Regions from separate parts of the Homo sapiens genome. Here regions 2, 3, 4, 5, 6 and 7 are each linked to region 1. Evidence: chromatin loops called from intact Hi-C (ENCODE). Cell type or tissue: heart left ventricle. All regions are shown on one strand. Region 1 has its middle 5.1 kb from the start of HSD11B1-AS1. Region 2 overlaps LAMB3 (laminin subunit beta 3). Region 3 overlaps CAMK1G (calcium/calmodulin dependent protein kinase IG). Region 4 overlaps LAMB3 (laminin subunit beta 3). Region 5 holds the start of LOC105372899 (a long non-coding RNA gene). Region 6 holds the start of CAMK1G (calcium/calmodulin dependent protein kinase IG). Region 7 overlaps LOC107985256 (a long non-coding RNA gene).

Region 1 (4,000 bases):
CAATTTGGAGCATCTGTCTTGTGATTTATTAATGGTTATGATGAAATGGACTTGCAGATCTGTGGCTGTGTGAAAATGGAGTAGTTTCAGTGAGTCAATGCATTTTGTCTGATCTAAACTTGTAAGTTTTAAAACTCATTTAACTAAGTTTTTTAAAGAATGTGTCTTGCACTGTTCTCCATGGAAGAAAAACATTTGAAGTGGCTCGTAGTGTTTCTCACTGTGTGTCATTTAAATTCCATTTTAAGTTAGACCAAAACAAATGTGTTCTGACTAATAATGAGAATCACAATAGCACCTGTCTCATAGGGCTCTTTTGATGATTTAAATTAGTTAATATTCAGTAGAATAGTTCCTAAATATAGTAAATACTATGGAAGTGTTTGGTAACACAATAAAGTAAAAATAAAAATATTCCAATGTTGCAGTGAAACTCGTTTTAGTTTGCATGATATAATTAGGAATTTTATTCATGTGGAAATTATATAGAGGAATTTAATTTTATTTAATTATATGGAGATTTTTGTCATTTCTAATTTTTAGCTTTTACAGATAATGCTGCCAATGGGTATCTTCATGCATGCATTTATTTGTTTTTCTTCTTTTAAAATACTTTCTTTAGGATAAAACCTTGGAGTGGGTTTGCTGGAGAAGTTTAGTGAAGAAGTAGGTTAGTTCTGAGAGCAAAGATTTCCAGGAAGTGGGTGGGAGGGAATCAAGCTGGGCTTTAGGGCATGGTGGAGATGGCAGGGTCAGTAGAGCTGGAAGGCTCTCTCACCAGCTTGAGAGCTCAGTGCATTGGGTGTCAGCAGGGGGCAAAAACAGCGTGGTGTAGGGCAACAGGCAATGACTGGAATCCAGTGAGCTGACTTTTAGATCCGTCTCCGCCTCTCTGTTGAAATGCAAGGCTGTTTTGCCCCTGTGGGTCTCCGTTTCTTCTAAAGCCTTTCCCAGTATGAGGGTCTATGAGTTCTTTATTTCTTAAACATTAAATACCTTCTAAATGCCTAAAATTGCACTCAGTACTAGAGATGCAACAATGAGTACAATATAGTCAGTATCTTCTCTTAGTTACAGACACACAAGGCAATTTTCAGGTAAATTTAAAAAGTGTGATAAACTCAAGTGATAAACAAATACAGAAAACTGTAGAGGCATGGGATAGAGGTGGGAGCTCACTTGCCCCAGCCTTGAGAGGTGGACCGGGTGGAAGGGAAGGAAGTTTTCCTGGAGGAGGTAATGGTTGGGCCTAACCTTAAAGGAGGCCCAGGAGTTAACCATGCAATGGGGAGAGTGAAGAGCGCTCAGGGCAGAGGAGATGGCATGGCCAACACACAGTGGGATCATCAGGGTGCTTCAGAGGACTGGCAGTTCTTTGTCCTTGGGGAATCAAAAGCAAGGCAGGTGGCCCGAGATGTGGCTGGAGAGGCAGCCAAGGTCGTTGTACATCACTTTAAAGCGTTTGGGTTTTCGACAGACCATTTTACCCAAGAGTGGCTTCGAAAATGTGCCAGCTTCCACTCAAGGCCAATCATCTGTCCTGATTTTCCCATATCTTGACAGCGCTTTCCCCGCGAGGTTCAGAGCACCTTGTTTTTGAGGGTGACCACTAGCTGTCGCTATTGAACAGGTCTAGTTCCCCACGGCTCAATGCCAAACGTAGGCCCCAGCAGCCGGGCGGAGTTACCGGACGCCGGAGTCCAGCCCCGCCTCTAGGTCAGTTCAGGGCCCTAAGCGATGACTCACTGGTAGGCACGCTGGTGTGCAGGTGGTGGCCGCCCTGGGGTAGAACCTGATACGCACTGGGCAAGGAGATTGCGTGAAGCGTGGTACACCACCACATTCAGCCACGGGGTGGCGCTGCCACCCTGACGGCCCAAAGGGAGGCCGGCGAAGAGGCAAAGTCTTTCCTTAGGACAGCCTTGCTCTTTTGTGGTCCACGGTACTGTTCAAGGACGGTGTGAGGGAGCCCCTGACGCACACCACCCCAGCGGTCCCGGGGCAGCGAGTCGCTCAGCAGAGAGATGCTCGAACGCTCTGTCATTGTGTCCCTTGGGCCTCAGCCCCTCATTGTTAAGGGTCTTTTGGGCCAGTCCCCAGTTTCCACCCTCTGATTCCAGGTTATGCGGTGTACCAATGTGTCCTCCCCTAGGGTTGCTGTTTCCTATCATCCTTCCCAGAAAGCCTCCCCAAATCAGCCAGTGCTCATCTGGTACTTTTCCATCTTTTAAAAATTGATTTTTTGATATGCAGTCATGCATAGCATAATGATGTTTTGGTCAATGATGGACCGTATATACGATAGTGGTCCTATAAGATTATAATATTGTATTTTTACTCTACATTTTCTATGCTTAGATATGTTTAGATACACAAATATTTGCCATTGTGTTACAATTGCCTGCAGTATTCAGTATGGTAACATGTTGCACAGGTTTGTAGCCGAGGAGCGGAAGGTATACCATGCAGCCTAGGTGTGTGGTAGGTTCTATCAGCTAGGTATGTGTAAATACACTCTATGATGTTGGAACAATGATGGAGTCAACTGTGATGCATTTCTCCGGTCTTATCCCCGTTGTTAAGCCATGCATGACTGTACATTTACATAGTGAAATAATGGCTACAGTCAAGCAAGTTAACATATTCATCATCTCACATAGTCACCTTTTTTTTTTATTGTGGTAAAAGTACGTAAAATCTACTCTGTTATTTCCAGTATATGATGCAATACTATTAACTATAGTCCTCGTGATGTTTCAGGAGTTAAAGATATGCCATTCTGGCATATTGACTATTTGAGTTAAGGGCACTTAAAAAACAGCAAGTGCAAGAAGATCACTCTGACCTTTGAGCTGTTTCTTAAAAGCAGATGACATTCTCATGGGAAAGACATCCTCCCTGTAGTAGGAAAAAAAAAGGAACAGTCTTATCATCAAGGATGAGAAGCTGAAGCCAAGAGAAATCTGTACAAACAAACCTTGTTAAACTAACCCTTATCTTCCTAGTTGCATCTCTACCCAATTAAATACCCTAGCCCAAGCCACTTGCCTTATCACATTTCACAGTGTGCTATTCTTTGTCAAATTCAGTATACTGAGTTTGTAACTGACTCTAACTGCTTCTTTGGGTCTTTATTTCCTTATGAGGTTCTCCTGTGCCATGCAAAATTTCTATTAAATAAATTTGTTTGCTTGTCTTCTGTTAATCTGTCTTATATCAGTTTAATTCTTGGGCTCAGCCAGGACTCTCTGAGAATGGAGGTGGAGTTTTGCTGCCCCTATATTGTACATTAGATCTCTAGGCTTATTTATTTTACATAACTGAAACTTTGTGCCCTTTGACCGCTGTCTCCCCATCATCCCTGTACCCCAACCACCTTTCTACTCTCTGTTTCTATATATTCAAGTTTTTCTTTTTTTTTTTTAAGTGAGATAATGCAATATTTTTCTTTCTGTATCTGACTTACTGGAGCTCACCCTAAGCCAAGGGAAGGTTTGTCCCATAACTCACGTCCCAAAGGACTAATTAAAAGCATAACATATGCTGACTTCTTTCTCTAATACAACTTTAGAGCCATAGCCTCCAAAAGGGGACGTGCAGGAGAACTGCTAGGATGGGCAGAATATTGGAATTTCTATTTAATTAATTTAATTTAATTTTTAAAATGTTTTATTTTTATTTCACCTAATATGTACACATAGTTATATAATTTTGCTTAGTGAAAAGTTCATGTTTTAGGTTCCAAGAACTTGGCCAAACTTGAACGCTGGAGAGAAGCGAAATTCACTCCCTAGCTCTGGAAAGGGGAATTTGGTAGAAGACGGATCTCATCCTTCCAATTTCTTCCCCTCAGGTAGTTTTCTGTATATGGAAAAGAACGGAGCTTAAAATTATTACGTGTTGACAATTCTACTTAAGAACTTAGGAGACTATCATTTCCTCAAATTAATGTGGCAGTTTCTTGATTGAAGAATTATACTTTTAATTTTCCTGGCTGCCT
Region 2 (4,000 bases), 100 kb after region 1:
AGAAAAGCACCATATCAATCTATGACCTGCCATTCATCCCTCAGCAAGACTATGTTTATCAGAAACTTAGATGTGACTTTTGCAAAGGGACCCACGAGACCCAAAATGAGTCTTGTTTTGAGGGGATAGAAGAAAATGGAAAGGGACATTGTAGGGAAAAATTGCTATCAGAGAGAAGCAAAACTTGGGTTGGTGGAATGTGAGATTCTTGGGTCCTAATTGTTATGGGCTAAGGGGTAGGCCTTGTGAGGTTAAAAGCAGAGAGGAGAAATGTGAAATGGGAAGGCCCGAAGACAAACCTGGATGGCCTCACAACTTTGCTAGCCTGGCTTCTCACTCCATTGCTTCTGGGGTCCAGGCCCACAGAAGCCTCTGGGAACTGTCTTGCAGACCTACCTTGCTTCTTTTCCTGGCCATCTACCCCCTGCCTGGGTGCCATATGAGGGTCTGTAGCCATTGCCACTGGCAGGACCTGTAGAGGTCCCCGGCACACTAGCCAACTTTCTGCACTCAGGTCCAGGGGACATCCCTCTTTCTGGAGATGTCTGTGCTGAAGTTGAGGTTGCCTTTCCAGTGGGGTGGAATGAAGCAGAAGAAGGGAGTTTCCTGAAAACCAACTCTGAAATTTTCAGTGATTGCCAAGTGACTGCTATGCTCCTTGAATCAGAACAGCACCAGTATGCTGGGGAGGAAAGAAAAAAAAAAAAGAACAGCACAGGTAGTTTTGGAGTCAGACAGGTGGGACAAGAATCTGTGCTTCATCCCTTGCTAACTTTATGGGCTTGGACACATTTCTTAACTTATCACTTTCCTAATCTGCAAAATGGGGATACCTACCATTTGTAAATGTAGTATAGCTACCTCAGAGATTTTTGAAGGATGGAATAAGATAATATATGTACACTGCTGAGGACTGAGGCTGGTGCAGTGTAATTTTTGAGTGTGTAGCATATATCATCTCTATAATCAGCTTCAGAGAGTGATTTCTGAATTTAGTTAGGATGGAAATAACAGCTGTACTGAGTTAAGGCTTTGGTCAAAATTTCACTTCGTGATAAGGAAAAACACAAAGTTGAAAGTATCTCACATACGGCTGTCCTCCCACCCAGCGCCTGCACTAGGTGCTGCCTTTTGATCTTCATTGCCAATATGCATTGACATAGAAATGCTGAGGCTTTTGAACTGCGGTGGGTTCTAATGGAGGCCTGACTGACCATAGGCCTCAAGGATCTCCTTCTCCCTGTCCATATTGCTGGAAAAAGTGTTTCTCCAGGATAGCATCTGGGGAATGTCTTGTTTTTCTCTTGCTTTCTTTGTCTACTTGCTGAGAGTACCTTTAACTTCTGGGCTGATGTGCTAGAGCAGGGAAGAACTCTAAGAGCATGTTAGAACAAGATGGAACTTTATTATCTCATTCAACCCTTGTATTTCACCAATAGGAATGTGGAAGTGGAGGAAATGTATTTTCTTGAAGGCAGCTAGATTTTTTTTTTTTTTTTGCTTTTGGCCCTGGCTGGTGGCCATGACCCGATCGTAGCTTCTTAGATGAACTCAGACAGCCCTCTGGCTTCCTCATGGGAGGGAGCTGGGCCATGCATAATCAGAGCCTGTTTTCCTATTCTCCCCCAGAATTAGCTCTGTGTTTTACAAAGGCTCAGAGTTTTTAGTTGTGTGTGCCCTCCTTTTCCACCCATCTCCACCATGATTCAGGCCCCTGCTGGCTCTTGCCCTCTTGCTCCTTTGCCCTCCCCTGGCTCTCTGGGAGGGTTCATCTTCCAGCCAGACTGCTGAGCTTCTAGAAAGCTCTAGGATAAGGGAGAAGGCCTAGCCTTTCCAGCTGGAGAGCAAGTAGGAGCCAAACTGGCTGGAGGCCTGACAGGCTGAATTGATAATAGTACTGTGTCTCTGAGGTAATGCAGCCAGGAGAATGCCAGCCAAATGACCCCAGAGAGGGAGGCAGCTGCAGCAGAGAGCTGCCATCACTGGGAGAGATGGGGGCATATCACATATGAGAGATTCTCACACTGAGAATCACACATGCACACGACGCTTACAAATGTGTGCACCCTACATATAAGCATACAAGAATAAAGCAGAAAGGGAAACTGAGACCCAGAGGGGAAGGATAAATTAGCAGCTTGTCTTCATGTGGGCTTCTGCCATAAACTACTCTATTTCAGGCTTCTGTCCTGCTAGCTCGTTGACAGGCAGAGCTACTTAAAATACCTGTCTTGCCTGTTGGCTTAGCCTGTCTCTGAGGATTGAGGTAAATTCCTCCTTCGGCTATGTTACTGTGATAAGCAGCATGCAGTTTGTAAGCCTATGATGCCATCTGATCCTGCCATCAGTGCCTGCACACGTGGACAGAAGGAGAAGAAGGCATGGGTGCCCCAGATTATCCCCATGAAGACTGAGGGAGGAGCAGGGCAATAAACCCTGGCCATTTTTAGTTGGTTTTGTTTTATGATACTATTTGCTCTCCTGAATATAAAAGTTAATATGTATCCAAGGTATAAAAATTTAAACAAGCTGGGTGCAAGTGGCTCACACCTGTAATCTCAGCACTTTGGGAGGCTGGGGTGGGTGGATCATTTGAGGTCAGGAGTTCGAGACCAGCCTGGCCAACATGGTGAAATCCCGTCTCTACTAAAAATACAAAAATTAGCTGGGCATAGTGGCATGTGCCTGTAATCCTAGCTACTCGGGAGGCCGAGGCGGGAGAATCGCTTGAGCCTGGGAGGCAGAGGGTTGCAGTGAGCAGAGATCGCGGCACTGCACTCCAGAGTCTGGGTGAGAGAGTGAGACCCTATCTCAAAAAACAAACAAACAAACAAACAAAAAAGCTTAAACATAATAAAAAATAACAGAGAAGGAAAAAAAGTTATCTATGATTCCACTACCCAGAGATATCAGGTTGAACTGTATGCAGTTGCCATTTTTGTAGGTCAAAATGGGTGAATATCAGCAATTTCATGTTTTCACTTAATATATTGGTGTATTTCCTTCCAAATACTTTACATTCCTTTAAATGGAAATATATACATATATATATATTCACACACACACATATATTTGAGATTATAATGTATATGCAAGTGTATGCCCAGCTTTTTTTCATAAAACATAATATAATCATTTCTCCATGCAATTAAAATTTTTTCTCTAAACAGTGTTTTTAATAGTTACATAATATCCTGTCGTTTGGGAGTATCAGGGGCATTTCCGCAGTCTCCAGCTCCTTGTCCCATGGCCCAGGGAAAGAAAGAGGCTTGTTTCTGGCACTCTCTTGACCAGGGAAGGGCTGGACCAGCTCCCAGCAGAGCTGGGGAGAAAGCTCTGGTGACAGGCGGCCGGAAGGCAGCTGGCCCTTGTCTCTCCTCAGGACATGTGCTGAGTGCAGACAGAGGACGGGAGTGGAAAAGTTTGTTCCTGAGAGGCTGGGAAGAGTATAAAGAAGGGCATGCTCACTGCCAGGGACCAAAATAGGGGTCTGGAGGGGAGTCAGGCTCTAGCAAGGGCCTTCTCTTGCCCAGAAAGGATTATTTTAAGTGCTCAGGTATTTCAGCCAGCGACAGGTCTCCAGTTTCTGTGGTAACTGAGCTGAGTCAGCTGGAGAAGCCCCGTTTCTTCCCAAAGTGCTCTCTCTGCCTTAGCCTTCCCTGTGATAAGCTTCAAGGTCAGACCAAGCCCTTCTTGGGGCCTTGGGGCTCGCTGTGTGAGACAGAGACTGCTACCCTTTAGCATACTTCCCTACATCTTTGCCACTCAGCTAGTTTCGAGTGGAAGTGAGAGGATGAAAGAAGGGAGAAAGAGAGAGAGGAGAGGGACCCTTTCTGATGCTAACGTTGGGGATCAGTCAATAGCAAAGTCATGTTGCCTCTTTGTGCCTCAGCATTCCCCTCTGTAAATGGGGCTAATACTACTTATCATGTAGGGTTATTGTGAGATTTAAGTAGGTTATTGCATTGAAACTACCAAGGACTCCACTGCACATGGTTGT
Region 3 (4,000 bases), 150 kb after region 1:
ACCTCATCCTGCTCTTTGGCTTTTGGTCTTTAGGCTTTGGGCGCTCCTATAGTAGCTGAAGGCCTGTAGGAAATACACTCTTTGTACAGAGCTATGAATTCTTAACCCTGAGGGGCCTGAGTCCTGGAGCTATGCTCTGAGGAGGCTTAGTGTCTCCTCAGGGACATCCAACTCTTCCCATCTCCTTGCCTCCCTGCCTTCTGAATTACTGTGTGCTAATCCTGTTGGCTTGGCCTCATTGTAGTGCCTGATGGTCCCTGATCACTTGTTAGTGCCACTAGGGGCCCTTTCCACCTCACTCCCTTGACTGCCTGCTACCTCTCTTTAGAGGTCCTCAGATAAGCCCCCAGTTAATCAGGTGCTTAGGCCTGAGTTATCTCGTTAAAGTTTCTTAGTAATCAGCCCATCAGCCAAAAACCACGTTGTGTCCAGCCACGCTGAGATTGCAGAGTGGTGTGTGAGTGCGTGTATGTCTGTGCATGTGCAAGTGTGTGTATTTGTGTGTGTGTGTGTACTTTATAAACAGAAGTGTCTTTGAGCCCAATGCTGAGCCCTTATGAACACTGACCAACCTCTACAGCAGTTGCTGTCAGGCAGAGCTGTTGTTTGGATGCAGCAATGACGCAGAGACCTTGCTAATGAAGCACCACTTCTGTCCTACAGATGGACACATACAATCACAGCCTGTCTTTAACTTTGGGTGACTCTGTTTTGGGAAAATCTTTCTTTATATTGAAATATATCTACCTGTGGCTTCTGCTCCTACAGTAATTTTATGCTGGAGTGATGTTAAAACATTTACTATCCAATTTGATTAACATGTATTGGTCCAAAAGGACTGAAGCCACAGTGCCAGAAAAGGGTTCTGGTGACTCCTTGTTAGTCTGGCATTACCCCTTCGGTCGTTTGGTTGCAAGGGGCGAGGAGGGGTGGGGCAGCAGAAGGACATGGATGGGTTGGGGTCGCAGCTATTTGCTGACTGGTAGGAAATATTCTAACCACTGATAGGGTTGTCCTGGTGCAAAGGAGCTTAATAATCAGCCCAGGTTTACCCTGTGGCCCACATAGAACCTGCCCATGACCAGAGGCACACTCAGTCTAAAAGGACCCTTGGCATTTCTGAGCCTCCTGAATGAAGTCTTCATTTTTGTCTTTGAATTGCTGTCCATCCCTCACCAGCGACCAACCTCCTGTAGGCCTCCCAGGCCCCACCAGGCCTCTGTGAAGGAAGCAAGTCACCTTTTACTTACAGCTGCATGACCAGGTAGTAGTGGGTGGTGCTCTCATAGATGTCCTCCAGGGTCACAATGTTTTCATGCTTGATCCTGGGAAAAATAAAGTGCATGATGAAAGGTATGTGGTTCAGGTTGTACAGACAAATAATGCAGACCTAGCCCAAAAGTTTCTGTTGGAGGCTTTTGATGGCAATGTTTAGGAAGACTAGGTCTCTGTGAAGCCTTCATAATAAGTAGACTGTCACAAATTAATCCCAGAGAAAAGATTCCTGTGGAGGTGCTCGGTCCGTGTTTACTGAATGAATAATTGATCATCCTTCCTTCAGGAAACAAACACTTCCTTGTTATGCCAGGAATCTCTTTAAACTTTACTAAAAGAGACAGTTAGAAGAATGGAGGAAGGCTAAGGGAGTACCCAACACTAGGTTATTCTACAAAGTAGGTATTCAGATGTTAGAAATATTGCACTTAAAAAGTACAGGTTGAGTATCCCATATCTAAAATGTTTGAGACTAGAAGAGTTTTTGGAATATTTGCATATACATAATGATATACCTTAGAGATGGGACCCAAGTCTAAACATGAAGTTCATTTATGTCTCATGTGTACCTTATACACATAGCTGGTAGGTAATTTTACATAATATTTAAAAAATAATTTTGTGCATGAAATAAAGCTTTGAATACATTTTGACTGTGACCTGTCACATGAGGTCAGCTGTGGAATTTTCTATTTGTGGCATCCTGTCAATGCTAAAAATGTTTCTGATTTTGGAGCATTTTGGATTTTAGATTAGGAATGCTCAACCTGTATACAATGGGAGGGATTCAGGTGAGCTGAGCCTCCTCATGGATAACCACGGAGGAAGTGTTGAAAAATTAGTGTTCCAAGATATTGCGAGAAGCAAGGTAGATGCTTATTTTTAGGGTTAGTTCTGTGGGATGACTTAGATGGTGATTCTCAACCAGGGACTATTTTGCCTCTCAGGGAACATTTGGCAATATCTTGAGACATGTTTGATTGTCACGACTAGGGCAGGGGAAGGTGCTGCTGGCATCTAGTGGGTAGAGGCGGAAATGCTGCTAAACATCCAACACTGCACAGTACAGCCCCCAGCACCACAAATAATTATCTGTTTCAAAATGTCGACAGCATCATGGTGGAGAAGTCCAGCCCTACATTACCCTTGTTTGGGGTTACTCAGAGACTGAGTCAAGCAGAATAATCATATTAGCAGAGGGGCTCGGCTTGCCAGGCAGCAATGCTGTGCCTGCCTGTAAAGGAGGAAATTCTCTAGGAAGTTTACTCCTGGCTGTGCAGCACAGGGGTTAAGGACTTAGGCTCAGAGTCAGTCAGGCCTGGGTTCAGATCTAGCTCAGGCAATTAGATAACTTCAGCTGGCTTATTCCAGTTTTCAAATCTTTACTTTCCTTGTCTGAAAAGTATGTGTCTCTTATAGAATTGTATCAGGATAAAAGGAGATAATGCATAATGCTTAATACAGTGTCTGGGTAATAGTAAACACATAATCAATAGTAGCTATCTTCTTTACGATATTTTAGAAAATATAGACCTGTGTCAGTTGTCTCTTGATGAATTCAACTATACTCAGAAGCTGGCAATGCTAACATTAATTTATCAATTATTCACTCAATGAACAAACATTTATTGAGCACAAATACTGTTGATACAAGGCAATAATAAGAAAAATGACATGGTCCTTGCTCTCAATTAGTTGAGAGTCTTTCTTTGCCCTAATATCCCTGGATCCTAGACCTGTGTCTCCAGCATGTTATGAAATGCCTTCATGTTGAGATAGGTGGATACTCATATTCAGTATGTTCCAACCAATTTCTTTCTATTTCATCCAAGCCTACATATCCTCTTTGTTCTCCACCCCTAGCAATTATATTGTTGTCCACTTGATTGCTCAATCTCAGGGTCTCTTTTTATGCTTTTGTCCTGTATACTTTCACTAGTCAACCCCAAACCCAATCACTTCTCTCTTTGAAACATCTCTAGTATCTAGTCCTTTTAGGCACATATGATTCTGCCACTACCTTTGCTTGTATTCTCAACCCATGCCTAAATTATTGTGAAAGTCTTATAATTAGCCTCCTGTCCTCTAGGCTGGCACCCTCCAATCCATCCTCCACTGTGCCTGAGAGGGATAGCTCCAACATGTTAATCAGACAATGTGACTCCTCACTTAAAATCCTTTGATGACTTCTTTTTGCCCACAGAATAAAGCCAACATTCCTTATCATGGCATCTAAGATCCTTTGTAATCAGGTCTCATTTCATGATTTTAGTTTCATCACTTGTCTTTTAATACTATATACTCTAAATTCAGGGATTTCCAATACTCACTCTTCCCTAAAAGCCCTTGCACTTTCATGGTTCTACATTAAAGTTTATGCTAGTCTTGGCCTGAATTCCCTTTCTGCATTGCCTTTCTTGCCCCCACAAAGTTTGACTCATCTATCAAGGTCCATCTTCTTTGAAAGTGGTCCAATAACTCATACTCATAAAAACATATGCATAGGCAAAATGAATCTTTATCTCCTCCAAACTCTGCCTTCTGCTAGTGTGACTCACATCCGATTTTGTTGGATTTTCTTATAGGCACCTCTGTATCCAGCATAGGCTCCTGAGGGTAAGGAATTTTGTCTGCCTCATCCTTGTGGTTCTGATCCTGTGTTCATGTGCCTAATACACTTTTGGTACACCATAAGGGTTTCACAAGGGTCTGTGGTAAGAGTCTT
Region 4 (4,000 bases), 120 kb after region 1:
GTAAACATAAGATACAGTTTGTGCCATCAGGGAACACACACACTGTTTGGCAATATAAACTGTATACACCTGCAGAAGAGGGATGAAAGCACCTTTTCCGTATGTATATGATTGCCTTTACCATGTTGTAATGAGGTTTGTGATTTAATTTTCTATTTCTCCCAACATCGAGAACTCCTCCATGGCGAGGATTATTTCTCACATCCTCTAGCCCTAGCACACTGACTGGAAAATAACTGATGCTCAGGGAGTGTTTGTGAATGTAATGGGAGGCAACAGGCAGAGGCAGCTTAACATGCACACAAGAGCCAGCGACTTCATATAGGAGAGGGCTGCCTGGACTGAAGCAATCAGATTCGGGCAGGTTTAGTCAGAAAAGACTTTCTGGATGAAGGGGTCTTACATTTTGAAAGGTCTGAAAGAAGTCAGGGAGTGGGGGTTGGGGAAAGCTGAGTCACTTTCTGTTGATGTTTGTTTCTGGGAAGAGTGAGACAGAACTGAGTTTGATCCCTGTTTCTTGCATGAACTTGTAATGAGAACTTGAATAAGTTATTTGACATATCTGAGCCTCGGTTTCCTCCTCTGTACAATGAGAATAATAATCTCCAGGATTATCATGAAGATTACATGAGGCAACATATGACAGTTCCCAGTTCAGTGGTTGGCACAGAGTAGTTGCTCAGTAAGTAATGACAACAAAACCGCTTCTATAGTACTTAGCATGTGCCAAATATGCTCCCCCTGCTTTATGTTTACTCATTTCTTTCTCTCTCTCTCTCTCTCTTTTTTAATGGAGATGGTTTCGCTCTTGTTGCCCAGGCTGGAGTGCAATGGCGCCATCTCAGCTTACTGCAACCTCCGCCTCCCAGGTTCAAGTGATTCTTCTGCCTCAGCCTCCTGGTAGCTGGCATTACAGGCATGCGCCACCGTGCCTGGCTAATTTTGTATTTTTAGTAGAGACAGGGTTTCACCATGTTGGTCAGGTTGGTCTCGAACTCCTGACCTCAGGTGATCCACCTGCCTCGGCCTCCCAAAGTGCTGGGATTACAGGCATGAGCCACCGCGCACAGCCATTTACTAATTTATTTCTCATAAGAAGCCTATGAAGGCTGTATCATTATTTTTATTTTATAGACAAGGAAATTGAGGCACAGAGGGATTAAGTAACTTGACTAAGGCTGTGAATTTGAAATCCAGTGGTGGAACAAGGATTTGAACCAGGCAGCCTGGCTCCTGGAATCTGCTCTGAACTCTACTTTTCTTTGTTCCTACTGCGGTGGCTGCTGTTGTCTCTCAGCCTGCGAGTGTGATCCGGATGGGGCAGTGCCAGGGGCTCCCTGTGACCCAGTGACCGGGCAGTGTGTGTGCAAGGAGCATGTGCAGGGAGAGCGCTGTGACCTATGCAAGCCGGGCTTCACTGGACTCACCTACGCCAACCCGCAGGGCTGCCACCGTGAGTAGGGGGCTTGGCCCAGCATGACGTGGGGTGGGCTGCATGGGGCCACCAGACCCACGGCTTGCCCTGCTCACTGTGCTCTCTTCAGAGGAAATCCCACTGCAGGGTAGACAGAGGGGGTATGCCCGGGCCTTTGCCAGGAGTCCGGACTTCTTGCCCTCTTACCCAGCGCCAGATGCTGTGCCACTGGCCTCCAGCAGGTGGCAGCACACGTCCGAGTTGGAAGGTGGGACTGAGTCAGCCAGATGGAGGGTGGGCAGGCAGGCGGCTGAGCTGCCAGGTGGCTGGAACTGGTGGGACAGCGCAGGGGTCCTGTGAGTCAGCCATGTCATCTGCAGGGAAGGGCCCTGCCCAGTTCTTTTCCCAGGCAGCGCCCCTCCCTGGATGTGTGTCCTCTGGGGGTGAGTTTTTCATGGAGCGTCTGCCTGAGCTCAGCAGCTCTCCTCCTGCAGGCTGTGACTGCAACATCCTGGGGTCCCGGAGGGACATGCCGTGTGACGAGGAGAGTGGGCGCTGCCTTTGTCTGCCCAACGTGGTGGGTCCCAAATGTGACCAGTGTGCTCCCTACCACTGGAAGCTGGCCAGTGGCCAGGGCTGTGAACCGTGTGCCTGCGACCCGCACAACTCCCTCAGCCCACAGTGCAACCAGGTACGAAGTGAGGGTGGTCCGGGGGCCCCCTCAGTGGGAGGGGGGTCCTGAGCACCAGCCTCTCTGCTGCCCCTCCATGCTGCCCTTCTAGGCCTCTCCCCTGTCAGACTGGGCGTCTTCTGTCCCCGTTCTCATTTGGGGAAGTCACCAGATGTCCCTCCCTCTGTGGCTCTTGGCCGTCAGTAATACCATATGCACCACACCTTCTGAAGGGCCTATGCTGGGCCTTGACTTCAAGGCTCATCTCTGAGTGGGAGCCCTTGTTTTGTGGGCACAGCAGCTCTGGAGGTGGCCATGAGCCCTGGATTCTACCTGTGGACCAGGAATCTAGGACACAGTCCCTGACACCAGGGTAAGGCAGAGGCTGTGAGGCAGGGTCCACTGACGGTGCTCTCCCCACGCAGTTCACAGGGCAGTGCCCCTGTCGGGAAGGCTTTGGTGGCCTGATGTGCAGCGCTGCAGCCATCCGCCAGTGTCCAGACCGGACCTATGGAGACGTGGCCACAGGATGCCGAGGTGCATGCTCAAAGCCTGGGGGACGCTGAGGCTCTGGGGGCCGAGCACGCGGGTGGGCACATGGTGGGGGCGTGTAGGTCTGCAGCAGGGCAGGATGTCCTGTACTGATGCATGTGGTGTGGGCCTGGGCAGCCCTGTGAGTGCACACACTCCGGCCTGTTGGCATGGCCTCCAAGCCCCTGAGGCAGGCCTATGCCCGCTGTTCCTGCGTCCCCGTGACATGCTGGTTGCTTTGCTCCCCACTTCCCTGAGAGAGAGAGAGCATTTCCCAGAAGCCATCTCCAGGGCAGCAGCAAGGAGGGGAGGCTGTTTCTTCCCTCTTCATAGATGGAGGAAGTGAGTCCTGAAGGGGAAAGGGTGTCGTTTCCCACGGAGTCAGTTTGATGTCACCACAGGAGCACAGGCCTTGGAGTGTGCAGACCAGATTGTGGTCCCAGCTCTGCCCCTGCCTCACTGAGTGACTTTGAGGGAGCTGCTTCCCCTCTTTAGACTTGGTTTCCTTCTTAGAGGAAGAGGCATGCTGTACTTAACCTCTCTGTCCCTCAGTTGCCTCATCTAGAAAAAGTGGGAAAACAAGAGTGCTAATTCCCAGAGTGGTGTGAAGATCAAATGAGTTAATGTGTGTGTGTGACTTTAAGTGGTGCCTGGCACATGGTAGGTGCTAAGTAAGCGTTTGCTTTCACTGCAGCTGTTACCATGGCTTTTATTCTGGCTGCGACTTCTGTTATTCTAAGTCATGTAGAAAGAGCCTCAGGTCAGACCTCCTCTTCAGGGCTCTCCCTGACAGCTGCTTCTGTCTCCCTGACCCCTGTCTCTGACTGTCATTTTTCTTGGCCCTAGCCTGTGACTGTGATTTCCGGGGAACAGAGGGCCCGGGCTGCGACAAGGCATCAGGCCGCTGCCTCTGCCGCCCTGGCTTGACCGGGCCCCGCTGTGACCAGTGCCAGCGAGGCTACTGTAATCGCTACCCGGTGTGCGTGGCCTGCCACCCTTGCTTCCAGACCTATGATGCGGACCTCCGGGAGCAGGCCCTGCGCTTTGGTAGACTCCGCAATGCCACCGCCAGCCTGTGGTCAGGGCCTGGGCTGGAGGACCGTGGCCTGGCCTCCCGGATCCTAGATGCAAAGAGTAAGATTGAGCAGATCCGAGCAGTTCTCAGCAGCCCCGCAGTCACAGAGCAGGAGGTGGCTCAGGTGGCCAGTGCCATCCTCTCCCTCAGGTAATTCCCTTTCCCTGCCAAGCATTTGCAAGAATTATGCTCCAGGGGTTCCAGTACCGGGCATGCTGGTCCTTCCTTACATTTGTACAGTGCATTACAGTTTAAAGGCATTTTCACAGTGCTCTCTCTTTCAACCATTACAACAGTCCTGTGAGGCTGG
Region 5 (4,000 bases), 180 kb after region 1:
CTGTGTCCTCTGTCGTCTTCTCCATCATCCAACCTAGAAGTCTGAGCCACTTGCACTCTCCACCCTCCTTTACTCCACAACATCTGATAAGCCTCCAAGCCTCGCTGATTTTACCTCCTAAATATTTCTTATATTTGCATGTTCTTCTCCATCTCTTCATGGGTTGACTTCATCATCTCTTACCTGGATTATAGTAAAAGCCTCTGAGTTGGTCTTATTTCCTCTAGTTTTGTCCTTCTCCCATTCCCATTCTTTCCTAGCCCTGCTGGATTGATGGAACATACCACTCTTGTTTAAAATTTTACCAATCAGTGACCAGCCTGACCAACACGGTGAAACCCCATCTCTACTAAAAATACAAAAATTAGCTGGGTGTGGTGGTATATGCCTGTAATCCCAGCTACTTGAGTGGCTGAGGGAGGAGAATCACTTGAACCCAGGAGGCAGATGCTGCAGTGAGCCAAGATCGCACCATGCACTCCAGCCTGGGTGACAGAGTGAGACTCTGTCTAAAAAAATAAAATAAAATAAAATAAAATAAAATAAAATAAAATAAAATAAAATAAATAAAATCTACTTAATGAATGTGGCTTTTTTTTGTTTGCTTTATCCCCTGGCCATTGGCATCCCCATCTAGCCTGGAAGATGGGTTGGTCGTTAGGGGAGGCATGCCCTCCCATTATGAGGTGAATTGTGTCCCTCCAAAATTTATATGCTGGGGTCCAAACCTCCAGTATCCCAGAATGTGACCTCATTCGGAAGTGGGGTCATTGTAGATGTAATTAGTTAATTTTAGATGAGGTCATACTGTTGGAGGGTGGGCCCCTAATGCAGTAAGACTGATGTCCTTATAAAAAGGGGAACTTTGGACACAGGCACACACAGGCAGAACGCCACATGAACATAAAGGTTCATGATCATAGGATGATGCTTCTATGAGCCAAAGAATGCCAAAAATTGCAAGCAAATCACCCAAATCTAGGAGAGAAACATGGAACAGATCCTCCCTCACAGCCCTCAGAAGGAACCAACCCTGACAACTCCTTGATCTCAGACTTCTTGCCTCCAGAATTGTGAGACAGTAAATTTCTGTCATTTTAGCCACCCAGTTTGTGACCTTTGTTAGGCAGTCCTCCTAGCAAACTAACGCACCTCCGCAGCGATGGTTAAGACTGAACTCTGGGGCAGGAAGCTTGCTTGGCTGGGCAGGGCTGCAGTAAGGAATTATGGGGCTCAGCATGCCTCCCGGCTCAAGTGCTGGAGGGAGAGCTCCCAAGGATCCCAAGTCTGCCTTTGCCACCCTCTGAAGACACGGATTCGCTGACAGCGTGAAATCTTGGATCTCCATTTTTTCCCTTTCAATCTGAGTCAGAGCCCATGGGGTGCCCTTCAGGAGCTGTGGGTGCAATATGCTTTCTATGTCAGAATTAGCCAAGAGGTGGGTTGCTGTTGCCTTTTTCCAAAGCACAATCCCCACTGCTGGTCCATCTGATAGGTACTCTTGCAAGAGAGGAAAGATATGTTTCATGCCTTTAACCACCTGGAGACCGGACCAGAAAGAATTGCTTTAGCCACTACTCCATGTGCCCTTAGTAATGCTAAGCACACCTTTGAGCAGGTTGGAGACCTCTCATAACACAGATCATCGATGCAAAATAACTTGTTGGAGTGCTTAGTCAATTTCCAACCATTCCTTCTTCTCTGCTGGATCTCTGGTTGCAGACATGGGTTTGAGCTGTCAGCAAGAATTGTGAAAGTTGAGTGTGTGTGTGTGTGTGTGTGTGTGTGTGTGACTGAGAGAGAAAGAGAGATGGATGGAATGACTGACATGTATCTTTGATGGCTGTCCAACCAAAAGAAATAGGATTTTCAGATTTCTTGAAAACTGTGGTGATTCAAAATCATTGCCAGGGAGATTTTGAACTTTCATTAAGAAAAACAGGAAATGAGAGACTCGTAAAACCCAGGGAGGAAATCTGACATTTTGAGGCCACTGATTGACTCCATTTGAGGCACTAACAAGAACCATCGAGCGTCCTGTGTTTCGGATTAAACAGATTCTTCTTGATGAGGGAAACATTCCCCGAGAGATACCTTTGAGGGCGGACCTGTAGCTTACATTTGAAGCTATGAGACTATCGCCCTCTGCTGGCCAGAGGCTCTTTGCAGCTAAATCCTACGCATCCACCAATGAGGAAAACAAATTCACCTAATCCAGTGAGTCCAGGTGGGATTTTTCTATCTCATATATATATATATTTCATTTCTCAATTTATTGTGGGGAGGGGGTATTTGGTGAGACAGAATAAAGAAACAGAGTTTTTAATAGCATACTTATTGAAGTTACAAGAGGCTATCACAATCAGTAGGGAGAAAGGTTATTTTTTGTGTAGATGCTTCAACCTGAAGAATTGCTTTTTCTTACTGATGCTAAGACTTAAATCCTCTTATGATGATATTGTCAAATAAGAACCTGCCACTGGCCCACCAGGGTAGAGAAAGAGTAGATGCTTGGGTCAGGTTGGGGACTCTACAGTTTGTCTTTCCAGATGGAATAGGGCCAAGGGGAAGTGTAGGGGGAAACAGGGAGGAAAGTGGGCATAAGATCCTCCTAAGGGGGATCTGTATGACCTGGGAGGCAATTCTTTGAGAAATGCAAAAAAAAAAAAAAAAAATTGTCCATCCTCCTGATCAATTTACTAGGAAGAGTGTGATTTTAGGGGGGAACAGACACTACCTGAATGGCCTTCCAGACATTGTGGGGCATTGGTGAGGACCCTGAAAGCCCTTCTGTTGGAACTGGAAACCATTTTGACATATTTGGGCATATTTGGGATATCAGTAGAGATGCTTGGGTGGGGATCCCCTCTCTGTAGAACTGTTTGTATTTGGATTATTCGGGTTTGAACTATTCACTTATCTATTAATCATAATCAGGCCTTCTACTATAGTCTCCTCTTATCTTCAAAAATAAAGTTAGCTGGGTAGTGATAGAGCAGAACAGTGATTTAAAACATGGACTCTGGTGTCAGACTGGTTGGATTATAATCCCAGCTGTGTCTCTTATAGCTCTATGACCTGGGTGAGCGATGTAATCACACTTTGCCTCAGTTTCCTCATTTATAAAATGGGTATAAATGGTACTTACCATGTAAGGTTATTGTGAGGGTTAAACGAGTTGATACACAAAAACTACTTAGAACAGTTCCTGGAACATAGTGAGCACTCAGTAGTTATTTTCTGTCATCATCATCATCATCATCATCATAAATGACCAAGACTTATGAGGCCAGATATTTGTTCCCGCTAACCACCACCCCATTTTGCTGTGATCACACATGTTCTTGAGAGTGAAAAGAGATATGCTTGCTTGGTATGGTTGACAGTACTGTTCCATGAAAGGGCCGCATGTATAAGGCAACCTCCAAATGCAGAAGGAGCCAAGTAACCAAAGAAAGAGGCAGACAAATATAGTTTGTCAGTTTTGAATGATTTATTATGGGGAACTTACAGGCAGAAGCAAGGTCTTGGGTGGTCCCAAGACAGGTAGATCTCTGCACCACAACACCCCCCAGACCCAGGGCTTATATCTTGAAGAAAAAGCATACATGCTCTGGAAGGGATGTGTAGATGGCTATGGGTGTCACAGCCTTTGATTTCTGCAACTACAAGGGTTGTTTTGGAGGAAACTTACAATGAATAGATGTTCCTACATAAAGAGTAATACATCAACTAGACATTTTGGAGGCATTCCTGGACTCGGGGTTAGTCATAAGTTACATGATGAATTACCATTTAAAATAAAGTCATTCTTGTCCCCACAAGTACAAGCATTCACCAACATCCAATCCACTTCTTCTAGAGACATGGAAGACTCCTGCCTGGAATGTGGGCAGGGCCATGTGAGTAGCTCTGGTCAGTGAAATGTGAGTGCATGTGGCTTATATCATCACTTCTGGGCTGAGACAGTTAAAAGCCCACACATGATTCTTCAGTTTCT
Region 6 (4,000 bases), 160 kb after region 1:
AGGAGATTGGACTAGATTAAAGTTCCCTGAAGTTTGCTTTTCAGTATCTTAGTCCTGGGTGACTCTCTGTGAGTAGGGTGGATTTGCTACCTCCTCTGGCCCCCTTCTTGGAGATTCACAATCCACATTAGCTTATTAAAGGCTCTGAGGACCATTAAAGACACATGCTGTTTAATCTGGCATTTCCCAAATTTCGTAGATAGTGAAATTCTTTCCTTCTGTAACACTAATATTAGTGTGCCGGGGATCTAGGGTTTCTCAGAGCATCCTTTGGAAAATGTAGACTAGGCCATCTCTAATGCTTTGTAATTCTTCATATTTTGCAGGGATAGATGAAATTTCGAGCAGCCCTCTGCCATCAGTCACAGTTTCACCCTCCTTGTGGTGTCATAGGTGAATGGCTGGGCCTGTGTCAGAACTCACTTCCAGTTCACGGGTTGCAACCCAAGTGGCTCATCTGCTTGCCAAAGCTGAGGCTCTGGAACCTAAAGGCTTCAGGAAGCTTCTGGCTGGAGAGAAACTCCAAGGACCACCCACTCCATTTCCCAGCCCTTCTGCCACTGCCATTCTGCATTTCAAAGATCAACTCTGCATGCCAATTTCTGTTCACAAAATGACCCAGAGAGAAGGTTTTTCAATTGTTGCCTGCAGTTTATTTAAGGCGCAAACCTACATTTAAGTTTAACAAAATCTCTCCTGCTGCAGTGACAAGCCATAATTTATGTGTTGCTTATGGTTTACTGTGTGCTTCTTACAGAGGATGTGAAGATCATTCTCTAGGGCTTCATGCGGTAGCTGAGAGGTCAACACACAGGGGCCATTGTAGAGAGCAGGGTATGCTGCTTATTCTTAGTGTGCTGCTAAGTATATTGGGCCTTGGTTTCCTCATCTGCTGAATGTGAATAATGATCCCTGCTCTATTTCTCAGCATTCCTTTGGAGGGCTAATGCTTCAATGGGCACAAAAGCAGTTTGCAACCTCTAAAGTGCCATGCAGTGGGTCCACATTATAGGCACATGAATTAAACACTAAGCACTGGAGAAAGAGAAAGGGAAACCAATAAGGACTTAAACAGGGTGAGCACAGGACAGGAGACAGGAATCTGCTATTTCTTCAGCTGGTTCCAGCTCCCACGTGCCTTTCACAGTGTGAGCATCTCATCTCACTGTGTTTCTAAAGTGTTTAAAGATATATGATTTTTCGTACATCATAGCCTGAATGCAAGCCAACTACTTCATCTGGTACTCAACCAAGAAAACAGGGAACTGTTGCAACAAGAGAGGAAATAATACTTCTGTTGGTTTTTTTCACAGGTGATATGCAGGTCTCCACTGGGGCACTTTTCTAAGGAGTTTTCAAGGTTAACGCTGACTGTGTGTCACACACCGCCTTCAAGCCCAATCCCATGCAAGAGGTGCCTCTTTTGTACAGGTTGGACGCTCATTACTATTAACCTTCCCAGCTAGGCACTCTACTCTGGCTTCCAGAAGGGGAGAGGAAGGATCTTTCCCCTACCAGGGATAGAGTACAAAAGGAAGGACAGGCTGAACTCAGGACGAAGGGCTGTGTCAGGAAGCTCTGAGTTACCAGCCTTTCCTCCAAGGACATGGGTTTGACAATCCTGGATAGTCCGTGCAGTCCCCTGCCTGCTTCAGTTTGCTTTCTTGCTGGCAGCCGCTCCCACTCAGCCCCAACCCCCTCGCCATTGACCGTGGCGGCGCGCCTGCAGTTGTAGCGCCAGGCACGCAGCCTGTTTGCAGACTCAGCCGCTCCCCTCATTCATGCTGCAGCTCATTCACTCGCTGGCGCTGGCAGGCTGCGGCTGGGCGCCGCCACTCGCGCGCACTCGTGTGGCAATTTATTTCTGGCCCTGTGTGCGTGTGTATGGGGGAGAGGGAGCGAGGGAGGCGCTCTCCTCTTAGAGGGGGATGCTTTTTCACTTCCAGGTAGAATCGCTCCCAGGCTTTATAGTATTCGCTGCCCTGGACCACGCACCTGGGTGGGGCACCGCGCTAGGCACTTTGCATGCATTATCTTGTTTAATGCCCCACGGCCACCTTTCCAGGTAACCTCATTTTACAGCTGAGGTACTGATAAGTAGAAATGTTCAGAAAAATCCCCCACATCAAACAGATAGTGAATGATACAACTGAATTGGATTCCAACGCTAGTCTTCTCGTCACTGTACCACATAACCTGTTGCCTCTTTCCTGGTGGCAGTTGCTGGGATGTCACTCATCTCCACCTTCATCCTTATGATGCTGTAATGCAATCCTAACGTCTGACTGATTACCCTGGGAACACATGGCTCGGACAATCTTGAAAGGGCTGAATCCCTAAAGCACTCAGATTTCTCAGCATGGAGGCTGGGGACAGCATGTCTATTGCCCCAAGCCTCTCATGGTTCCAGCTCAAACCATTTCTCACTCTAACCTCAAGCTTCTTTCCCAAAGAGTACTTTCTGAAGAGTGCTCTTAATAAGCATCCACACACACACACACACCAGAGCAATCTGCAGCATCGTGGAAAGTTCACTGAATTTATCAATAGATCTGGGTTCAGTTGCCACCACCATCACCAGCTTTGCAACCCCAGGCAAACCCTTTAACTTCTAAGCTTCAATGGTCTCATCTATACTAAAGGGGAAATAATACATGCCACACCATCTGATGGGATCGTCCTAAAGATGATTAATTATAAACACATTATAAACTGTAAAGTGTGGTCCCCATATCAGGTATTACTAAGCACTCTGTGTTACGGCCTGTTTCAGAGGTGGGTCTCATCTTTGGTTCTGGTTAAGCTTGGGTCAGCAGGAATGACAGGGACCTTGTTCTGTCTTCAGCTTATGATCTGGAAAAGATCATCTTCTTACCTAAGGCGGAATCTGCTTGACTCTCTTGACCCTTCTCAGAGGCTTTCCTCATGATCAATTTATCTGACTCCAGAGCAAGAGGCTGGCCAGACAAGCACTGCAGCCAGACCAGCGTGAGCCCTGGCAGCCATCTCCGGGAGCCTCAGGGTTAATGTTTGTGCGTCAAAGTTACGTGGAGAGAAGGGGCCATGGTGTGGATGGGGGTGGTGGTGGTGGTGAATCCAGACCTCCTTTTAAGATCTTCACTTGAGAGGTAAACTAGGGAAGTTTAAAAACAGAAGGGAGGTAGACGCGCCCCTGGGGAAGGTGAAGGAAGCTGTCTTGTGACTGACAGCGATAGCTCGGCTGCGTTCTGCATCTTAACGCGGCTGAGGATAGGGAGCCTGAAGCCTGTCCACAGACTCCTCCAGGAGGGACTGAGGCTGACTCGTCTTCCTTAGGCTTGCAGAGCCACAGGCTGTTTACAAATCTTTTTGCCATTGGTTCTGCTAATCCTCCCAATAACCCAAAGAGGTCGGCAGAGAGGGCATACTTTATTTGATGGATGGGGTCAGAGAGGTTAAGAGATGAAGGTTGAGCAGGAGGGAGGGGTGCAAGAGAGTTGGAGGTCCTAACACCCCAGCAGATGGACGGGGTCCCTCTAGGCACAGAGCCTTGTCCCTAGAATGCAGGCATTGCAGGAGGGGCACATGAAGATATTTTTCTCCCTTTTCCCTGCCCAGAAGGGCAAAATGCTTCCATGAAAGCCAGCCCAGGAGTGACGGACAGATAGCTCCACCCGGACCCCCCATTCAGACTTATTTTCCAAGACAGCTATAACTCACCCTTGATGCCAAAAGAGTCAGGGAAGACTGGAACTGGGGCTGAAATAAATGCCCAAGTTGCTTACAAAGTGGCTCTTCAAATCCACTCACTAGGTGCTGCACGCTTCCCATTAAGCAAGGAGACCCTCTAAAGCCAAGAAAAGAAGCAGGGTTGTCTTACCCAGGGACTCGGGAAGAATCCTGCTTGAGCTCCCACTCCAGCTCCTACAGGTCTGTGAGGATTAGCTGCTCCAGTGCTTTAACAATAAACCCAATTAAAGGGGAGGAATGCAGGAGTTTTCTTTCCCAGGACCGTAACCAC
Region 7 (4,000 bases), 170 kb after region 1:
GACGTACCAGAGACTGGGTAATTTATAAAGGAAAGAGTTTAATGGACTGGGGAGGCCTTGCAATCATGGCAGAAGGCAAGGCGGAGCAAGTCCTGTCTTACATGGATGGCAGCAGGCAAACAGAAAGAATTTGTGCAGAGGAACTCCTCTTTATAAAAACATCAGATCTCATGAGACTTATTCACTATCAGGAGAACAGCACGGGAAAGACCCATGATTCAATTACCTTCCACTGGGTCCCTCCCATGACATGTGAGAATTATGGGAGCTACAATTCAAAATGAGATTAGGGTGGGTGACACAGCCCAACCATATCAGGCTTACCATGGGCTGCCCCCATGGACACACAGAATCCTGAAGAATGTACAAAATGGCCCATTGTTTGGTTTGTGTTGCATCTTCCAATTTCTTTAGATGCTGCAGAGAGTTGTGTGTCAGAGGTGGGCCATTCATCCAGGATGTCTGGCTGAGTCCTCATGGCCACTCTGCCTAGGAGGAAGGTATCAACTCTTCCCACCTGGACTTTCTTCTTTTCTCCTGTTTCCCTGGGCCTCTCCATCCTATGTATTCTTTCCCAGATTCTTCAATCCTCCTCCTCAGCCTCTGCCAGTGTTCATCAAGCATTTGGTTATGTCTAACTGTACCTTGGGTGACGTGGGGGTAGCAGGGGATCTTGCAGGTGGAATGTCTACAAGGCATGTAGATTTTCATCTGACCATCCAACCCTCTCTTCATGTGTGTGATTTGTGTCTATGTGCTAAAAGAATCTATCACCTCTACTGCTTTAAATCATATTCCCAAATGACCCCAGCCTGGGTCTATGTCATGTTCCAGGAAGAGTTGATGGAGGACAGGATGAATCTCATCACCCTTGGCTTCTGGTTTCTGGCTATGACCTAGTCACTTCCTATGGGAACCTGCTTCTGATCCTCAGCAGAGACTGGAGGACCTTTCACCTCTGCATCCTTCATTATCCACATGCATTTCTGTATCCAGAGCTGGAGGCATTTGCGATGACTCTCCAAGGTCACCAGGATGTGGCCTGGAAAGGCCAGCAGGAGTGGAGTCAAAGGAAGTGGGTAGTCATAAGTATCCCTTGCCTCATCCAAACTTTTATCAAAGCTACTTACAATGTATCTGATTGAGCGATTCCATTTTAACCTTGTTTTTCTGTTTCTTCCCAACGCTCTAGGGAATACACAAGTAACAAAGGGAGAAATTACAACAGTGAGAATTTCACTAAGGAATCTAGCCCATGTCATCATGTTTACAGACAGCCCTGGATTCAACTTGGGACTGGGGCTTAGGGAACCTGGCACCTTTATTAGCTGGGTAACCTGGGATGAGTCTAACCTTCATGATTTGTCTTCTCATCTGTCAAATTGGGCTAAAGATCTCAGTCTACCCCAGGAGTCTACTGTCAGGGTCAAATAAAACGAAAGAATGTGTATAAAAACATCAAAAGTAATGTCACCTTTGTCCCCTACCCCTAGAATCTCGAGTCTACCTACCTCCAGGTGCTGCTCCTCCCTGCCCCGCTGGGACACGGTGATTTCCCAGCAGGATTGCTCTGTGGGAGATGGGATGACCAGGCTCCCTCACTCCCAAGAATGAGCTGCACTGCCCTCTAGTGACAGTGCCCTGTCTAGCAACAGGCCCAGAGGTGCCTGTGTCCTCCCCGCTGGCTGACTGGTGGGGAGAACGGATTTTTCTTGGTGGCACTGTGTCTGACCAACCCCTCCTTCTGCCTTGCCTCACAATTCTCCATATTTCTTCTGTATAAGTTCCACGTGGTAACCCATTGCACAACCGGAGCATCATATTTCTGATATGGGCAGTAACTGCTGCTCCTTTTCTTTAATATTTTAAGAACCAACACATATTTGCAGGTGTCTCTTGTGGGTAAGGCGATGCGCAGGCAGTGAGCTGTCACTGCTCCCCCACCGCCCATCTCCCTCTTCTGCCTTAAGAGGGAGCTGTCTGCAGCCTCCCTCAGCAAGTCAGCCTTCTGGAGACTTCCCAGGGACAATTACTGGGCCCCTTCCCCACTTGTGGAAAGGACTCAATGGGATCACAGGGATTTCCCGAGAGTCTTTTCTGTCCCCCACAGTGACCATCAAAGAGCAGGCATGGCACAGGCATTCTGGAAAGTTCTTCTGAGTGAATAGATGACCTTTATGAATCCCTTCCTTGGATAGATCCTGACATTCTGTAATATGTGCACACCTTTTTGAGACTCACTGTAGTGCAGAGGCTGAGTCAGACAGTTTTAAAAACGTTTCTGAGCCTCAGTTTCTCAAGCATAAATTGGGTATAAGAAGGTCATAAGTGCTAAATAAGATAATGTATGTGAATTGCTTGGAAAATGACAAGCACTCAGGAAGAGGACGCATTGGGGCTCTGAATCAGTTTGAGACATGGCAGAGACCAATATGGTATGTAATATGGTATGTAAGGTGGCTCCAGAGATCTGGGTGAAGGGAGCAAATGGGGCTTAGGAGGGGACAGTGTTCACACAGAAGGCGAGAGGGTGCATACGCATGCTCACCCATAAGCCAGAGGTCTGGGACGGAGGACTTCCATGTATAGTGAGATCTCAGCTTAAGATCCTGTGATTTAGAGGTTACAGGCACCCTCACCTCTTGGAATAACTGTCTAGAGGAACCCTACTGAGCTCCCGAGCACTCTCATCTCCAAGGAGTCCAATCAATATATGCCCTAGTTAGGGGACTTAGTCAGAAAGAGGGAGGCAAGTGAAAGACAAAATCTTTCCCTTATAATGGGTTTGGGAGGGTGACACCCAGGACTCTTGAACAACTAGAATGCCTAGGGCTTGGGAGCCAGACAGCCTTCTGGGGACACATCCAGCCCCAGCTGGCCCTAGGGAGAGTAGCAACAAGAAAATCCTTCTTCCAGTTGTCCTTTCCCTTTGCATCCCCTGCAGGGAGGTGAACACCTCTCACTCCCACCCTCCTTCTCTCTTCCATTCTTCTAGGCTTTCAGGAGGAGGAGAGTTTCTGAGGGAGCAGCATCATCATCAGCTACATGTTCTCCTCTGCTGTTGTTCCTGAGATGGAATATATAAATAATAGGACTGACAATAAGTAGAAATCAGCAGAAATAATGTACTCCTGAGAAAGGAAACAATTGCTTGATTTAAACACCAGATCTCTTGTCTGAGTGCTTTCAGTGCCATGGTCCACATTTGACCTCCAGAGATGGATTGAAAGAACCTCGCATAGGGGTGGAATGCAGGCACAATGCTTCCAGAGCAAGGTCTGTGGGCTGAGGACAATGGCCTGGCTCCTTCTCTGTGCAGTGAATTGGAAACGAGTCACAATAGCCACTCCAGATCCAAGGCTGGTTCCTTCTGCTCCATGTTAAGAGACAAGTCCTCAGCATGAGGACAGAAAGCAGGCTGGCATTGCCAGTCCTTGTTATGGATTGTATTGATCTTAGCTTTCAGCATTTCTACCTCCCCACAATAGGTGGAGGGAAGCAGAAAGAATGGTCTGCCCAGGTTTTCCAAAACCTTGGGAAAAACAACCAGCCTAAAGGATTGCAAAGAGACAAAGAATTATATTCTTGTGAAGGTGGCAAGGCCAGGTGATGTGGTGATGCCAGAAAATTATTGATTGATTTTGAGGTCCAGAGGACCCTAAATAGGGATACTGAAATCAGCCCCTTGTTTGGCAGCAAGATGGTGTGAAGGGGAGAGAAGGGAAAGAGGAAGGAGAAACTTCTGTCCTCTCCTGGGTTTGGGCACGAGAAGGCAGATTTCAAAGACAGAAGAAAAGGGCAGCACCAAGGCAGACCCTGTTCCTTTTATAGCCCTAGGAAGCTCTGCAAGTGTCAGCCGATGAAGTAAGCCCAGGCCAGGCATTTTGGACATTTCTTTATAAGGTAAGGTTGATCTTATCATAGCCTGTAACCCAGCTGAAAATGGAAAGATTTAGACACCAGAAGGAGCTCCGTATCTAGAGAGGGTGGTGATAGGGAA

Evidence for each region. A loop is a pair of places that touch in the nucleus more often than their neighbours do. Peaks named below come from ENCODE experiments on the same cell type or tissue, not always from the same donor. Only the 100,000 strongest peaks of a DNase experiment are listed, where the experiment ranks them.
Region 2: it touches region 1 in a loop (9-fold over the local background); 21 of 110 quality-filtered maps call a loop at or near these places.
Region 3: a loop joins it to region 1, with 8 times the contacts of the local background. A loop is called at or near these places in 26 of 110 quality-filtered maps.
Region 4: a loop joins it to region 1, with 4 times the contacts of the local background. A loop is called at or near these places in 22 of 110 quality-filtered maps.
Region 5: it touches region 1 in a loop (9-fold over the local background); 80 of 110 quality-filtered maps call a loop at or near these places.
Region 6: a loop joins it to region 1, with 4 times the contacts of the local background. A loop is called at or near these places in 83 of 110 quality-filtered maps.
Region 7: a loop joins it to region 1, with 7 times the contacts of the local background. A loop is called at or near these places in 85 of 110 quality-filtered maps.

The regions. Positions count from the first base shown.
Region 1 is chr1:209,745,644-209,749,643 of GRCh38, reverse strand. It overlaps the pseudogene ADORA2BP1. Among named protein-coding and RNA genes, the nearest start is that of HSD11B1-AS1, 5.1 kb to the right of the region's middle. RefSeq lists an enhancer at 1,422-1,511. In heart left ventricle, CTCF peaks have their summits at 1,568 and 1,798; a DNase peak (open chromatin) is centred at 1,803; H3K4me3 peaks cover 548 bases; H3K27ac peaks cover 509 bases.
Region 2 is chr1:209,641,307-209,645,306 of GRCh38, reverse strand. The region is part of intron 3 of LAMB3 (laminin subunit beta 3); the gene reads left to right. Among named protein-coding and RNA genes, the nearest start is that of LAMB3, 9.1 kb to the left of the region's middle. In heart left ventricle, a CTCF peak has its summit at 1,583; DNase peaks (open chromatin) are centred at 1,865 and 3,326; H3K27ac peaks cover 3,907 bases.
Region 3 is chr1:209,600,539-209,604,538 of GRCh38, reverse strand. CAMK1G (calcium/calmodulin dependent protein kinase IG) reads right to left here. Exons shown (of 13, transcript NM_020439.3): 4 at 1,251-1,325. Among named protein-coding and RNA genes, the nearest start is that of CAMK1G, 19 kb to the right of the region's middle. In heart left ventricle, a CTCF peak has its summit at 2,296 (motif pointing left); no DNase peak of the experiment used is centred here.
Region 4 is chr1:209,625,488-209,629,487 of GRCh38, reverse strand. It overlaps LAMB3 (laminin subunit beta 3), which reads left to right. Exons shown (of 23, transcript NM_000228.3): 11 at 1,298-1,453; 12 at 1,909-2,105; 13 at 2,510-2,621; 14 at 3,462-3,840. Among named protein-coding and RNA genes, the nearest start is that of MIR4260, 4.0 kb to the right of the region's middle. RefSeq lists an enhancer at 1-140. In heart left ventricle, CTCF peaks have their summits at 1,445 and 1,651 (motif pointing right); a DNase peak (open chromatin) is centred at 1,647; H3K27ac peaks cover 780 bases.
Region 5 is chr1:209,567,775-209,571,774 of GRCh38, reverse strand. It overlaps LOC105372899 (a long non-coding RNA gene), which reads left to right and starts at 3,952. Exons shown (of 3, transcript XR_922537.2): 1 at 3,952-4,000. In heart left ventricle, a CTCF peak has its summit at 2,147 (motif pointing left); a DNase peak (open chromatin) is centred at 2,144; H3K4me3 peaks cover 228 bases.
Region 6 is chr1:209,583,632-209,587,631 of GRCh38, reverse strand. CAMK1G (calcium/calmodulin dependent protein kinase IG) reads right to left here and starts at 3,918. Exons shown (of 13, transcript NM_020439.3): 1 at 3,860-3,918. It overlaps LOC107985256 (a long non-coding RNA gene), which reads left to right and starts at 1,267. Exons shown (of 3, transcript XR_001738443.2): 1 at 1,267-1,431. In heart left ventricle, CTCF peaks have their summits at 1,679 and 1,878; a DNase peak (open chromatin) is centred at 1,771; H3K4me3 peaks cover 445 bases; H3K27me3 peaks cover 784 bases.
Region 7 is chr1:209,574,532-209,578,531 of GRCh38, reverse strand. LOC107985256 (a long non-coding RNA gene) reads left to right here. Exons shown (of 3, transcript XR_001738443.2): 2 at 835-1,075; 3 at 1,193-1,464. Among named protein-coding and RNA genes, the nearest start is that of CAMK1G, 7.2 kb to the left of the region's middle. In heart left ventricle, a CTCF peak has its summit at 1,633 (motif pointing left); a DNase peak (open chromatin) is centred at 1,621.